Linked DNA regions of Homo sapiens: all the other regions are linked to region 1. Evidence: chromatin contacts called from ENCODE Hi-C or POLR2A ChIA-PET data. All regions are on one chromosome and are shown on one strand. The core of a region is the stretch at or near the end of the contact, and the rest is flanking DNA. Distances in the headings are between cores, read along the strand shown.

Region 1 (4,497 bases), core at 1,274-3,773:
CAAACAACCTATGGATTTCTCTTGCAGCAGTTAAAAGACTGCAGGAGCAAAATGCCATTGACATGGAAATCATTGTGAATGCAAAGGTAAGCCAAGGTTGTGGCCCATTGAGCTTCCTGGTTCCTAAGGTCATAGTAGGCTACACACAGACCCCATCGCCCACTCCCTCTGTCCCATCTATTCCATTGGTCACTCCCTTTTGCCTTTTCAGACTCTAGTTCCTAGCCCTGTCTTCCAGAATCTGCTGTCACCCCTCTAGTGTGCCAAGTTATGGTGCCCTATATTTGACCCTGGGTTGTGGTAGTGGCAAAAACACTGGGCTTCAAAAGTAGAGAACCTACTTCAGTCTTAGTTGTTGCTCTGACACTCATAGGTCATTTGGCCATCGGTACTTTGCATGAGTTTTCTGAACCTATGGTTTATCATGAAATGATATTACTGAACAGAAGAGTTTTAAGACTGAAAAAAGATTACATGTTTAAGAGTTTGGCATATGATAGGTGCTTGATAAATGTCAGTTCTCAAAATTATTTTTCTGGCCAGGCTCAGTGGCTTATACCTGTAATCCCAGCATTTTGGGAGGCCGAGGCCGGCAGATCACTTGAGGCCAGGACCAACCTGGCCAACATAGTGAAACCCCATCTCTACTAAAAATACAAAAAACTAGCTGGGTAGGTGGCACATGCCTATAATTCCAGCTACTCGGGAAGCTGAGGCATAAGAATTGCTTGAACCCAGGAGGGCAGAGGCTACAGTGAGCCGAGATTGCGCCACTGCACTCCAGCCTGGGTGACAGATCAAGACTCCTTCTCAAAAAAAAAAAAAAATTTTTTTTTTTCCATCAATGGATCTCTGAAATCACTTCCCAAATATTAACTAACCTACATGGAACTAAGTTGTAGGTGCCTAAAACCTCTGTTTTCTATTCCCCACCCCTAATTTCTTACAGACTTTGGATGGAGGCCTGAATGTCATTCAATTAGAAACTGCAGTAGGGGCTGCCATCAAAAGTTTTGAGAATTCTCTAGGTATTAATGTGCCAAGGAGCCGTTTTCTGCCTGTCAAAACCACATCAGATCTCTTGCTGGTGATGTCAAACCTCTATAGTCTTAATGCAGGATCTCTGACAATGAGTGAAAAGCGGGAATTTCCTACAGTGCCCTTGGTTAAATTAGGCAGTTCTTTTACGAAGGTACGTAACTATAAAGATATGTGAGTTCATATTTCTTAAATGTGTAATTATAAAGATATGATATACATGTGAATTGGAGACTAATTACAGTCTCTACCACTGACCTGTTGTATTCCTCTGTCTTTGATACCTTTTAAAGGGAATTGACCATAGAAGATAAATATTTTACTTCACATTTGAAACATGATTGCCATATGGAGAGTAGAAAATAATCTTTAAATTTTGGGGCATTTTATCTTCTGTCTCTTCCAAGACCAGTACTGCTTTCATCAGTGGGAAAAGGTTAATTCTGGCTTAACAAATACTTATTGAATGCCTATCATGTACTGGGCAGTGTTCTAGGTTCTAGGGATTTAGCAGTAAACAAAACAGACTAAATCTTTGTCTTCACGGAATTGACATTCTAGTGGGGAAAGGATGATAAGTAAGTAAATGTATGATATACCAAGTGGTGGAAAATGCTATGGAGAAACAAAGCAAGGGTGGAGAATAGGGAATGCCTGGGGAGGTGGCGGGGTGGTGTTGATGGTGTAATTTTACATTGAGTGGCCACAGGCAGCCTCATTGAGTTGATTGAGTCTGACAAATCGGTATCTAGTGCAAAAAGTGTTCTAGACAGGTGGAATAGCAAGTACAGTACATCCTCAGTGTCATCAGTATGTTCTTGGAAACTGCCACAGTAAGCAGAACAATGTGTAACACATTTTGCCATAGGCTAATTGATATAAACAAGAGTTCAGTTCCTACAGTTTATTTCTGGTCACAAAAATATCACCAAATTTTAAAAACAAAACACTTCTAATATTAAACTCTGAAATAAATGTGAGCTGTACATACATTGATTAATAAAAACAAGATAATTCTTGACTCACTTATTCCAGTTCAGGTTCACTGGTGACCAGAGCTTATCCCGGCAGCTCAGGGCACAAGGCAGGAGCCAACCCTGCACAGGCCGCCATCCCATCTCAGGGCACACTCACACATATCCACACTCATACTGGGACCATGTAGACACACCAGTTCACCTAACATGCACATCTTTGGGATGTGGGAAGAAACCAGAATAGTTGGAGAAAACCCACACAGATGTGGGGAGAACGTGCAAACTCCACACAGACAGTAGCCCTGGCTGGCAATCCTTTTTTTCCCCTCATCAGCGTTATAACAAAGTAACATTGAACAAAACAGCACTATCTGTGGACCTGCTGTAAAACTCCAACCTAGCCTGATAAGTGAAATCCAAAAAATTTAATCAATGAAATGTGACACTGTGAGCCTTTGTGGTTGGCCTATGGGGTCCTGCTCTGCCATCCAAGTCTGTTTTAGTCCACAGCAGGTGTGGTTTGGTGCCACCTGCTGTGGATGTGTAGAATGCAGATGGGGAATTAGAAACTATGAATGCATGTGTCCTCAGAGTCAAATGAAGAAAATATTTCAAGTGGGATTGATCATGTGTCAAATGCTGCTGCTGATTCAAGTAAGATGAGAATTAGATTTATCAGTATGGAGGTTTGGGAGCCTCACAGGCATGGATTTAAAAGAGAATGAAAAACGAGGAATTGGAGATATGAATATCGAAAACTCAAGAGTTTTGCCTTAAAGAGAAACAGAGAAATGGGGCTATAGGTAGAAAGGAATATAGGATTTGAGTTTTTGTTTTTTTTTAATGGGAGGATGTTTATACATTAATGGGAATGCAGTCAGGAGGGAAAAAAGACTGAAGAGGGAGAGTTGCTGAAACAACACTTGATAGGCCATAAGAAGGGATCTGATGAACAAATGGAGAGGCTGGCTTTAAGTAGGAATAGAAGCAGTCCAATTCCAGTACTAGGAAGGCAGAGTAATGGGCAATGGGGGCAAAGTAGTGGTGGTGGTGGATGGAAACAAGTGGAAGTTTTCTAATTGCTCCCATTTTCCCAGCAAAATAGGAAACGGGGTCACATAGGACAATCTCTAGTGCTTGTAAATCTAAGGAAATAAAAAGACAAAGATGGTGATAACATAATAATTTGTGCTGTTGCTCTTCCTAAAATGTGCTCTAATTTTTCAGAATCCGACCTATCCACTAAAGTCCAGCTCCAGTCTAGCCTGCTTCAAAGCATGATCTCTTTTTTTCAGTTAAATTCAGATTGTGTGAACTATTCATCTGGCTCTTGGCATGTTGATTATCTTTAAAAAAAAAAAGAAAAAAAACCCTTAGATCTGCTCAACTATCTTGTAAATTGCTTGGTGTAAAAACAATGTTTGTAGCTCCTGGTCTTTCCTGCACGGCATTTAGCATATAATGAGTGCTTAATAAGTAGGTGCTTCCCACAGAGGACCTGAGCTTTGCCAAAAAAGGTTTCTACAGTTCAGTTAAACTTTCTTGTTAATATTTTTCCTGTCTTTCTTTGAACCCATTTGAGACAAATTTTTATGTTTCTCCTTTTCTGTAAGGTTCAAGATTATCTAAGAAGATTTGAAAGTATACCAGATATGCTTGAATTGGATCACCTCACAGTTTCAGGAGATGTGACATTTGGAAAAAATGTTTCATTAAAGGTATGTTGTTACAATGAAAATTATATTTCTTACAGCTTACAATATAGGTCTCATTTTCTAGTCATAAATTTACATTTACTTTAAGGAATACTTGTTAGTCTTAGTGCCACCTTAATTACTAGTGTAATTATTTTACTGAAATGAGAATCTTTAAAATAGGATCACTATTAGCATTAGCTTACTAAAGATGATTGAGTAAAAGCAGAAAAAAAATGACAATTTGTACTGAATATAACCTATTAAAGGAATGTTATCACTGTAAGAATATTCATTTACATTATTGTAGTACTCAGGTACTCTTCAGTGTCATTCCAGCCTCACGTAAGAAATAGGAGGGAAACGGGGGTATAAAAGTATTAAAGCTCACCAAAGATACAATAGCTTTTTCCAAATCATGTAATTTTTTAAAAAATCTCCTAACTAGATTTCATATACTCCTCCCATTAAAGCTACTTACTTAAATGAAGATCTTGAAAAAACAAATACATATATTGAATTTTATTGCTGAGACTGCCTAAAGACTTAAGACATGAAAAATCTTATCAGTAAACTGTTATAAAAACAACAACAAAAGCCCTATATGTAAATGTAAACCAAGCACCTTTTAATTTCTCTATGAAGGTTAGATAATGCTGGTGGCCTTGCAAGTAGGCCTCCAAAAGGGGCTGGCCATGCTGTGGCACCGGGTCCACTTCCCGCTCTTAGTTCTACCTCTAACAAGGAGACAGAGAATCTAGAACTACTGCCAGGATTGTTACAGAAGG
Region 2 (4,497 bases), core at 977-3,476, 340 kb before region 1:
AATACTAAAGGTGGTAGTTTTGAAGAGAAGTAGTAAAACATTATAGTGAAAGAATTTCATAAAACATAAATCTAGATTTCCAAAAATGCTGTGATTTTTGTACAGTTGTTTGTTAATGGAAAATAAGTTTTAAAAGAAAATCATTTATATCCTATATTGTTTCACTACATTAGTGAAGTACAAAAATCAGTTTTGTATGACTCTGCATCTGAGAGAGCATTATCTTATTCACAGAAAAATAACATATACGAATACACATATAGTTTGTGTAATTCTGTCAGTTATAATAGCCTACTGAAGTACTTAAATTGATCCTGATTTTCTGTGATGACCATTGAATGCTTTGAAATGATAAGACAGCCTTATTTTGTGCTTCAAAAATATTGAAAAATATTTAAATACAAATGTAACAGAAACATTATTCACAAAATCACGGGAAAACACAGATGGCTTTTCTTTTTAATTCCCAAAAAGTATTGTGTCTCAAATTGGAAAATAACTTAAAAGGAAAATAAAACCTCTCCAAATTAAGACTTAAGGCTTTAAATTATTATCCATATAATTTTTTTTTACTTTATTTCAACATATAAATAAAACAATAATAATTATTTTTCATTGCAGAAGCTGATTCTTTAATAATTTAATGACTTGAATATACATAGGAATGCAAGGGTTTTTTCAGTGAATAAAAGAAGACACATAGGCCAAAAGGAAAGCTACTTTTCAAGTTTTAACTGATCAACAATTACTCGATGAGATATAATATTACAGAAAATTACTCAAATCCTAGGGCATTTTAGAATAATTTGAAATAGTAGAAGGTAAGCCTCTTTAATTGTAGTCAGAGAGCAATTTAATATTTAAATTTTACAGAAAACCAAATTGGATCAGTTTTTTGTTGTCGTATTTTCTTTTATATTTTATGTACTTTATTTGTACTCTGGGGAGGGTGGTATGGTTAGCTGAGCTTAAAATGCAATACAAACAATATACCAATAGCTTGAGACTTCTAGTGTAAATCACAAGATAGGTCCCCATTTAAATCCCAGACCAAGTAATAGCAAAGCAAGATTCATTCATTCTATTTTAGTATTTTGATAATTCTTATTTCCAAAGAGTTTCTTCAAACTATAATTTTAATTTCATCCTGACACCTTTTTTCAAAAAATGCATACTTCATTATATGGTCCTTGCACAACTGCACCACCTAGTGTTTACTCAGTAATTCCACAAATTTAATAAAGTTCTCAGCATTTAAAACAAAACAAAAACCCCTACCATCACCACCATGATACCACCATACTACATCAACCATCTAAACTTTGTTATCTTCAACTTATAAAGTTTAACTTTGTTTGACTTATAAAAGACTTATAAACTATTAAGTTTGGGATATATTAAAATTTTGGATTTTAATTATAATCTATTTAAAATATTCTGAGTGTACACTGAAATACATATTTCAAATGTGTTCAAACTGATTCTCTATTATTTCAAAAAGACTCACTTTTAAAAATCTAGAATGTATTTCAATGTCAAAATTAATAGACAAAAATGAGAATGGTAGGTGGCCTACCATTTTCATGGGCAAAAGCGATAATGGTGTATATCTCCTCTTCTCTCTACTCCTTTGGCTTCCTGAGGACAACAGAGTAGTAGGCAGAGTAGGCTCTTTTGCCTGTTCTTCACTCAGAATCATATTTTAAAAGCTGTATATAAGGAAAGGTATGCTACTATTAGTTTCCTCAATAGTTATTAGATTTTTTAAAATTAATGTTCCTGTTACAGTGTTGAGCAATAACTTTTTTAAATGTGCATCTGTGAATGATAAATTACCATATTATATGAAATTTAAAATATTAACCTGAGACTTATTTAATAATGTACCTGATTATTACTAATCATTATTGCAGTTCTACATTTTAATCAGGCATAAGTGATAAACTATTCATGTGAATTACTAGAATCAACATTGACTTTACATAGTTAAAACTAAGAATTCATAAAGTAAGCTGGAGGGAGAAAAAGAGGAATTCAGGCAAAACAGAAAGGTACTCTAAGGCCTTTCCAAAGACTTTATGATCCATTATCTACACTTGGGAGAGCCAATCCTATTCCTTTTCTAGCAGCAGGGTGCCACGGCCATGGATTACAGAATTCCCTGGCTGGTAAGTATACCAGTTCTCCAACTTGCCAACCTCCAGTGTTGAAAGCCAGGAGAGAGCCAAATACAATTTGGCTTAGAGTAGTAGTCCTAAGTGTTAAAGTGTGTGAGTAGAATGTGTGTGTGTGTGTGCACGTGTATGTGTGTGTATGTGTGTGTGTGTGAGAGAGAGAGAGAGACAGAGAGAGAGAGGAGGGAGAGAAAGAGAAAGAAAAAAAGAGACAGATGAATGAAAATGGAGGGCTTCAATCCAAATTGAAAACTAGTCCAGGCTTCCCATTTAAACTGCAAAGGTATGCAATCAAATCTTCTTTGGATAGTGTCTATTACCCTCTGTTCTCCAGCATCAGGCTTCTATAATGATGCATTTTCTTATCCACCCTGTGATAATCTACCCGAACATTTTATTTTTCACCTTCTTTCTAGTCGAGGTATGATTTATATAATTTGTTCCTCTAAAGCAGGGTATAAAAAAAACAATCCAAGTGATTTTCTTGGTGCCATGATGTCAAGTAGAACTCAGATCCACCTAGAAACATTCAAGTGTTCATGGACCACAGTGTATTCTCTAGAGGCTGAAGGTACACAAGAATATGACACACCTCCTTGGCAAAAAACGGTGCAATGGTCTACAAAGGGCTCTTCCAGCCCCTCTCGTTTCTTCTGAACGAGGCGCTCAGATTTAAAAAAAAAAAAAAAAAAGTACTGTGAAATGTGCCTGTGGATTGAAGGCTTTTCCTGACTCACATAAAACTTACCAAAACCTTTATCTTTGCTAGACTGATGCAGGGTCTTGCTCCCATGATCCTAGAGACCAACTGTAACAATACAGTCTCCTAAGATCTGACAGCCATACCTCTCAGGATCCTAAGTCTAACCCAGCACACCAAGGAACTATACCTACAAAAATATTGTGGGATACTATATTCACTGAAGCAGAAAAATGAGAGCCACGCTTGGGAGGGCCTTAGCCTGTAATTAGCTCCTCTGATCAGCAAAATGGAGAAATGGGGTAACACTCATTACTGTTCCGCCTAAAGAATAAAATGAAGTGAAAATGGTAAAAGGAGATATTTTATGCATGACGTATGTGGAAATAGATAACTCAGAGCCTTTAATATGAACTCAGAGCAAAACAGTAATGTAGTTTTTAAATTCAAGAGGAAAGAAGACAGAGTCCAGGCCTGCTCAAGGTAGGGGATCTAATAGACAATCCAATTCTAACAACAAGTTTGAATTCTCAACATAAAAGGGAAAGAAAAGTAAACTCACCCAATCTTTCCTACTCTAGAGAACTCCAACTAAAATTGCCTTGGCACTGAAAGGAGGCCAGGGGATTCTGTACCTGAGACACCATAGCCTGAAGCAAGCCACTGCATACAGTTACAGTCCAAATTATCTTGACTGGTGTATTCAAAACATTTTAAATCTTGACTTAGCCCAAACTGGTGCCAGGCTTGTAAGTGACCTCAAATGCACAGCATAAGCAAACAAAGTTCCTCTTGGAAGAATAATTACAAGATCATTCCAGAGCCCAAAGCCTTATTTAATTTTTCAAATTTAAAAAATGACACAATAAAACAAGGTATCATGAAAAAGAACCAGTAAAGGTATTAGAAAGCAGAAACAAACTCAAAAACTTAATATATTGGAATCAGGCACAGAAAATAAATAACTATATTTATATCTAAAGACATAAAAAACAGGGTTGGAAATACTGCAGAAAACAGAAAACTATTTTTTTAAAAAAAAGACAAAAGATTTCTGAGAAGGTAAATAAACTAGAAATGAAAAATATAATACTTGAAATTAGAAACTCAATAGAAAGAATTAATTCCAGATTAGAGAGCTGGGAAACATGAAAGAGTGAGCTAGTTTAAAAGACAGTTTAACAAATAATTCTATTAAAACATAGGCAAATGATGAAAAGACATATCTCAAAAAAGATATACAAATGACCAAGAAATATATTAAAAATGCTCAACATCACTAATCATCAACGAAATGTAAATCAAAACCACAGAGACATCATCCTATCCCAGTTAGAATGGCTATTATCAAGAAGACCAAAAAACAACATATGCTGACAAGGATGTAGACAAAAAGGAGAGTAGGCTCAACTATTAAACACTGCTGGTGGGAACATAAATCAATACAGCCATTATGGAAAACAGTATGGAGATTTCTCAAAAACTAAAAATAGAACTACCGTATGATCCAGCAATTCCACTACTGCGTAAATATCCAAAAGAAAGGAAATCAATATATCAAAGAGATATTTGCACTCCCATTTTATTGCAGCCCTATACAAAATTTGCTAAAGTATGGAATAA
Region 3 (4,497 bases), core at 616-3,115, 270 kb before region 1:
GCAGGAGCAGGGAAAAGGAGGAAGCCAAGCAATGGTGCATCTAGCCAAGGATGGCTCCAGCCTGATGAAATCAGGGAAACTTCTGTTCTTAGGCAAGGAGCCTGGGGCTTTTATTTCATACTCCCAAACCTCCCAATCATGGGATGGGGGTGGAGAATGTAATTCCCAGCCATTGCCTGCTCTCTATGCTGCCAGCAAAGCAGGCTGTAGCAGTACAGGCACAGTCCTCCAAAAAGAACCCCAGATGCTAGCTGTTAGAAGCAAAGGAAAGTCCAAGGGAATGGGAGCATGGGTGCTAAAAGGAATCTGGGCAGAAACACCAACATTATTCACCACTTCCACTGTTGGAGTGCAGAGAACAATACCCCAAAGTATGATGCTTTGTCATGCCGAACACTTCTGAATTAAAGGAACTTGGAAAGGCTAAGAACCGAGGAGTTTCTAGCCTTCTCTTATTTCTACCCCAAACCCCAAGCACAGGGAGAGGTTATCTCTGGTATTTCCCTTGTCTGACTGAGGAAAACTTCTTTCAAAAGAAATGCAATTGTCTTAAGACCCCCTCCCTAGGAATCTCATCAAATAACTAGGCAAGATTAACCACTGGAGAAAAGACTAAACATCATCACCATGCTCGGACAGACTTTTTATTCATTTTTCTGAGAGCAGCTCCAAGAGATTACCTGGGAGACTTTATTTACATAATATAAGAACCTCCGTTCACAGGGAAGTTCTGACCGTCACTATCCCACCACCTCCCCTAGTGCTCAGAATGAAGTTTTGTTCCAGAACAATGTCTGTTCTTTGGGCTCATTCAATTATCCTGAAAATCATTTACTACCCCTCAAAATTGCCCACATCCCCCATTCCCTCTCCCCTATGAAGAAGATTTTTAAACCTCAACCATCTGACCCTTCTTTGAGTTTCATATTTTGTATGGCTTCTGTACACACTTGCATGTTAATAAATTTGTATGCCTTTTTCTCCTGTTAATCTCCCTACTGTCAGTTCATTTCAGCAAACCTTCAGAAGGCAAATGGCAAACTTTCCCTCCACTCCTATGTTTACCCACTTAGTCTTACTCCTAATGAAGCCTAGATGAACTCTATCATTTTATACTTAGAGGGAGATGGCACTGTTAGGGCTCAGAACACAACAGCCCAAGGTATGATGTCTTTGGTATGCTGAGTACTTTGAAATGAAAGAGGCTGGAAGAACCACAGAAGCAAAGTCTCTCTCTGACCTTCTCTTATCCTCTTGTCTCCCATCCTTTTTCCTCCCCAAAGCAGGCCTATAAACTAGTATTCCTCTTCCCCAAGGTGACTCATAGCAATTAAAACTCCTGTTCCCCAAAACAAGTCATAAAACCTAGAAAGACCTCTTTTTCCCTTTTCACTTGAAGAACCTCATTCCATAGGAATTCTGCCCCATACCTTGGAGGATGAAATGCTTCCCAGAGAGGAATTTCAAGAATCTGAACAGACAGGCCTTGCTAGGTTTCTCCCCTCAGTTGATTACCATTAGATCATACCCTGTATCCAATCACATTTCTACGCAACTGTCTATTCTTCATTGAACCTAAGCATAAAAACAGACAATTTTCCCTAGGTTTGGGGATTTTCATTCTGAAGCCTCCCGTATCACATAAAACTTTGATAAAATAAGTTTGTTAGGCTTTTCTCTTGTTAACCTGTTTTTGTTATAGTGAGAGAGGAGGTAGAAAGACACTAGCTAGGCAGACAGGGCAAAGAGTTCTCGGCAGAACTTCCCTTCTAACAAAAAGCAGCCCAGGAAATCACTTACCTTTTAACAAAGAGCAGCCTGGAAGATCAGGCTGCAAACACAGATAAGGAAGCAGCTATGACACAGAGGTGGAGCTTCCTGGGTAATTGGCAAGTTTCACATACATACGGTGGATCCCAGTAAACACAATGGGCCTTAGTGAGCACATTCCTTTCCTTTTTACGACATACTCATGGGGAGATGCCTGCAGCCGCACCAACAAAAAAGGAGTACCTGGGGCCAGGCATGTCCACCGTGCGGGATCTACCTCCCCTTTTTCAGCACATGCACAGTAGGAAAGAAATAAGCAATGCGAAGAAGCTCAGGCCAAGGAGCCGTCTGCATAATAAAAGGTAGGGGTGGGGGCTGCCAGAGATTTGTGCTCTGTGCAGATGGCACACCTGGTTCTAACCTGTTTTTCATGCCCTAGGTAAATAAGATACCCCCTCCCCACTAACTCATTTATAAAAACCCTTGCATTTCCCTGCAGAATGGCAACACTTTTGGGGACCCCACTCTGCAGCAGAGAGCTGTTTCTTTTGCCTATTAAACTTCTGCTCTAACCTCACCCTTGGTGTGTTTGTGTCCTTGCTTTCCTTGGCCACAAGACCAAGAACTTCAGGTGCCACCCCAGGCAATGAGGCCATTTCAAGAGGGGTGTCAGCCACAACCCTTAGGATTACACCTGGGTTCTGCACATGATTTATGTGTGCATGATTTTCTACTCATGCTTCTTCTCTTACTTTGTGGCCCTGAGAATAAGCTTTCTCGTTTCACCATAGAGCTAAATTCATAGCACTACTTATTCTAGCTGGAAGTTACCTTGGTAATAATAATATTCTCAGGCTTGAGCTGGGGCATTTCCAGAATAAAGTTGCTCAGAGTTAATGCTCTCCTGTTCATTTATTTTTTCAACAGAGAGATTAGTCTGTGCATGGCATTGTGCTAATTCCAGGTACATTGATGAATTCTATCTTTATGGAACATACTATAAATAACACACATATAGTACAATAAATTCTTTGCAGGAAATAGTGCAATGTTAAGAAACTTACAGAGGTGAGAATCTACTTAGATAGGGATGGTTCTCTAAATCTTTCTGAGGCATTGATATTTAAGGCCAAGATCTGAAGAATAAGAAGGGAGAGGGGGAGTTCCTTCCTTACCTCACAAAGGGAATTATAAATGGAAAAGCCTTGAGCCTGGAAAAAACTCCTCCTGTTTTAGGAAAGAAAAGGTCTGTTTAGGCCTAAAACAAACTGGGGGAATTAAGGGAGGGAGGGTAAAGGGGCTGAAAATGGAATTGGAGAGGTAAGTAGGAGCCAGTCCATGCTAGACCCTCACCTTAGCCTAATAGGCTAGATTTCTTTTTAACATGCAAAAGTAAGTCTAATGTGCACCTTTGAGTCTTTTATATATCCTTTACTCTATAGCATAAAATAAGAAATATAAAACAAAAACGAAATAATTTTAAGATTCTAGTGGCTTTAGTATTGCCAATAATGTTGATTAGTGGACAACTTTGCTTATGTGGAAAGAGACCATATTACTCTCCTCCCTTCCTCCTATATTAGAATGCAAATAAGTAGCATTATTTAAACACAGCAACCCACGTGGAGAAGAAAAAAATCATTATTTTAAAAAGTATATGCAAATAAGGATATTAGTGATAATGTGAAAAGGACTAAATAAAATTACAATCCATAGAAGGATTTTAAAGCTAGAAGAAACTTTGAGATTATCCAACAAAATGCTTTTTTTTAATTGAAGTAATGACAAGGATATTTACGGTTTAAGAATTTTTTGTTTGTAAAAACAAAATGCCTTTCTCTAACATCCCCAAAAGTAAAAATAAAGCTGGAGTAGGTGGAAAAACAAATTTAGAAATGGATGCAAACCAGGAGCTTTTGCCTTGTCTCTGATTTGGCAGCAGGTCTTCTGGGGCAGAACTGAGCACTTGTAATTAGCACCTCACCACAGGAAAAATTTGTAATAACTCTCAAGAAAGCCATTCAAGACACAGAATAAATTCCACATTGGCCATGCTCTTGCAGCCATAAGAGATAATTAACCATGTTTTAATGTATTTGTTGGAGTGATAATGTAGACCAGCTGCCTTTCAATTCAGCTATGAAATTGAAAATAAGGATTTTCAAAATTATCTTGAACTTAGAGATGGGTTGAAAATAAGATTAAAATGATTACATTGTACTTTCAAATGAAATTATAACCTCATATCTTCCTTATTTCATACGTGTTTGAGAGGGAAAAATGCTTTCTTATACCCTTCTAGGTTCTGTGGCTGGTCTAAGAATTAAACTGACATAGATTAATAGGAGAAAAATAATTACATATGTACACATAGGAGTCCCACAGATATATGAAACTAAGCAGCCAGGTGATTGAGACTTTCATATTGTCTGCGGTTACAGAAAGGAATAGGGGTTTGGGGCTGCTCAGGGGTGGTGGAGGCAAATTGTGGGAAGGCTAGAGGAGGAAATGTATAGTGAATAAAAGTTGCCTGCCTTGTTATACAGATAAGAGTCTCTCAGGTGATAAAAGTTGTCTTCAGGGATGGCCATCTTCCTGGAACAAATACCTTTACTAATGAAAATTTCCTTTATAAATGTAAATTTCCTTTATAAAAGAGGAAATTTATACTTTATTTTAGGCAGTTGAGATAAAGAGTTGGTTCTCAATTTCTTTTAGCTCAAAATA

Evidence for each region. Hi-C counts contacts between places; a loop is a spot of excess contacts on that map. ChIA-PET counts read pairs that join two places held with the same protein, here RNA polymerase II (POLR2A). Pooled maps may share reads with other maps.
Region 2: a loop to region 1 is called in a pooled map, with 2.7 times the contacts of the local background. The contact joins two enhancer-like sites. A Hi-C loop is called at or near these places in 2 of 50 pooled maps. POLR2A ChIA-PET finds 5 or more read pairs at or near these places in 2 of 52 experiments (H1 and activated B cell).
Region 3: a map of PC-9 shows a loop between it and region 1 (3-fold over the local background). The contact joins two enhancer-like sites. A Hi-C loop is called at or near these places in 1 of 168 maps with a recorded cell type or tissue (PC-9) and 5 of 50 pooled maps. POLR2A ChIA-PET finds 5 or more read pairs at or near these places in 3 of 52 experiments (MCF 10A, PC-9 and activated T-cell).

What each region holds. Positions count from the first base shown.
Region 1 is chr2:63,886,453-63,890,949 of GRCh38, forward strand. UGP2 (UDP-glucose pyrophosphorylase 2) reads left to right here. Exons shown (of 10, transcript NM_006759.4): 7 at 1-86; 8 at 950-1,192; 9 at 3,629-3,733. Among named protein-coding and RNA genes, the nearest start is that of UGP2, 47 kb to the left of the region's middle. RefSeq lists a silencer at 2,363-2,657. Within about 2 kb of position 2,524, at least 3 of the 41 ENCODE cell types and tissues checked have a DNase peak (open chromatin) inside an H3K27ac peak, as active enhancers do.
Region 2 is chr2:63,543,010-63,547,506 of GRCh38, forward strand. The region is part of intron 1 of WDPCP (WD repeat containing planar cell polarity effector); the gene reads right to left. Among named protein-coding and RNA genes, the nearest start is that of WDPCP, 43 kb to the right of the region's middle. Within about 2 kb of position 2,227, at least 2 of the 41 ENCODE cell types and tissues checked have a DNase peak (open chromatin) inside an H3K27ac peak, as active enhancers do.
Region 3 is chr2:63,613,331-63,617,827 of GRCh38, forward strand. It overlaps a transcript of WDPCP not described here. Among named protein-coding and RNA genes, the nearest start is that of MDH1, 27 kb to the left of the region's middle. RefSeq lists enhancers at 1,100-1,962, 1,963-2,825. Within about 2 kb of position 1,866, at least 6 of the 41 ENCODE cell types and tissues checked have a DNase peak (open chromatin) inside an H3K27ac peak, as active enhancers do.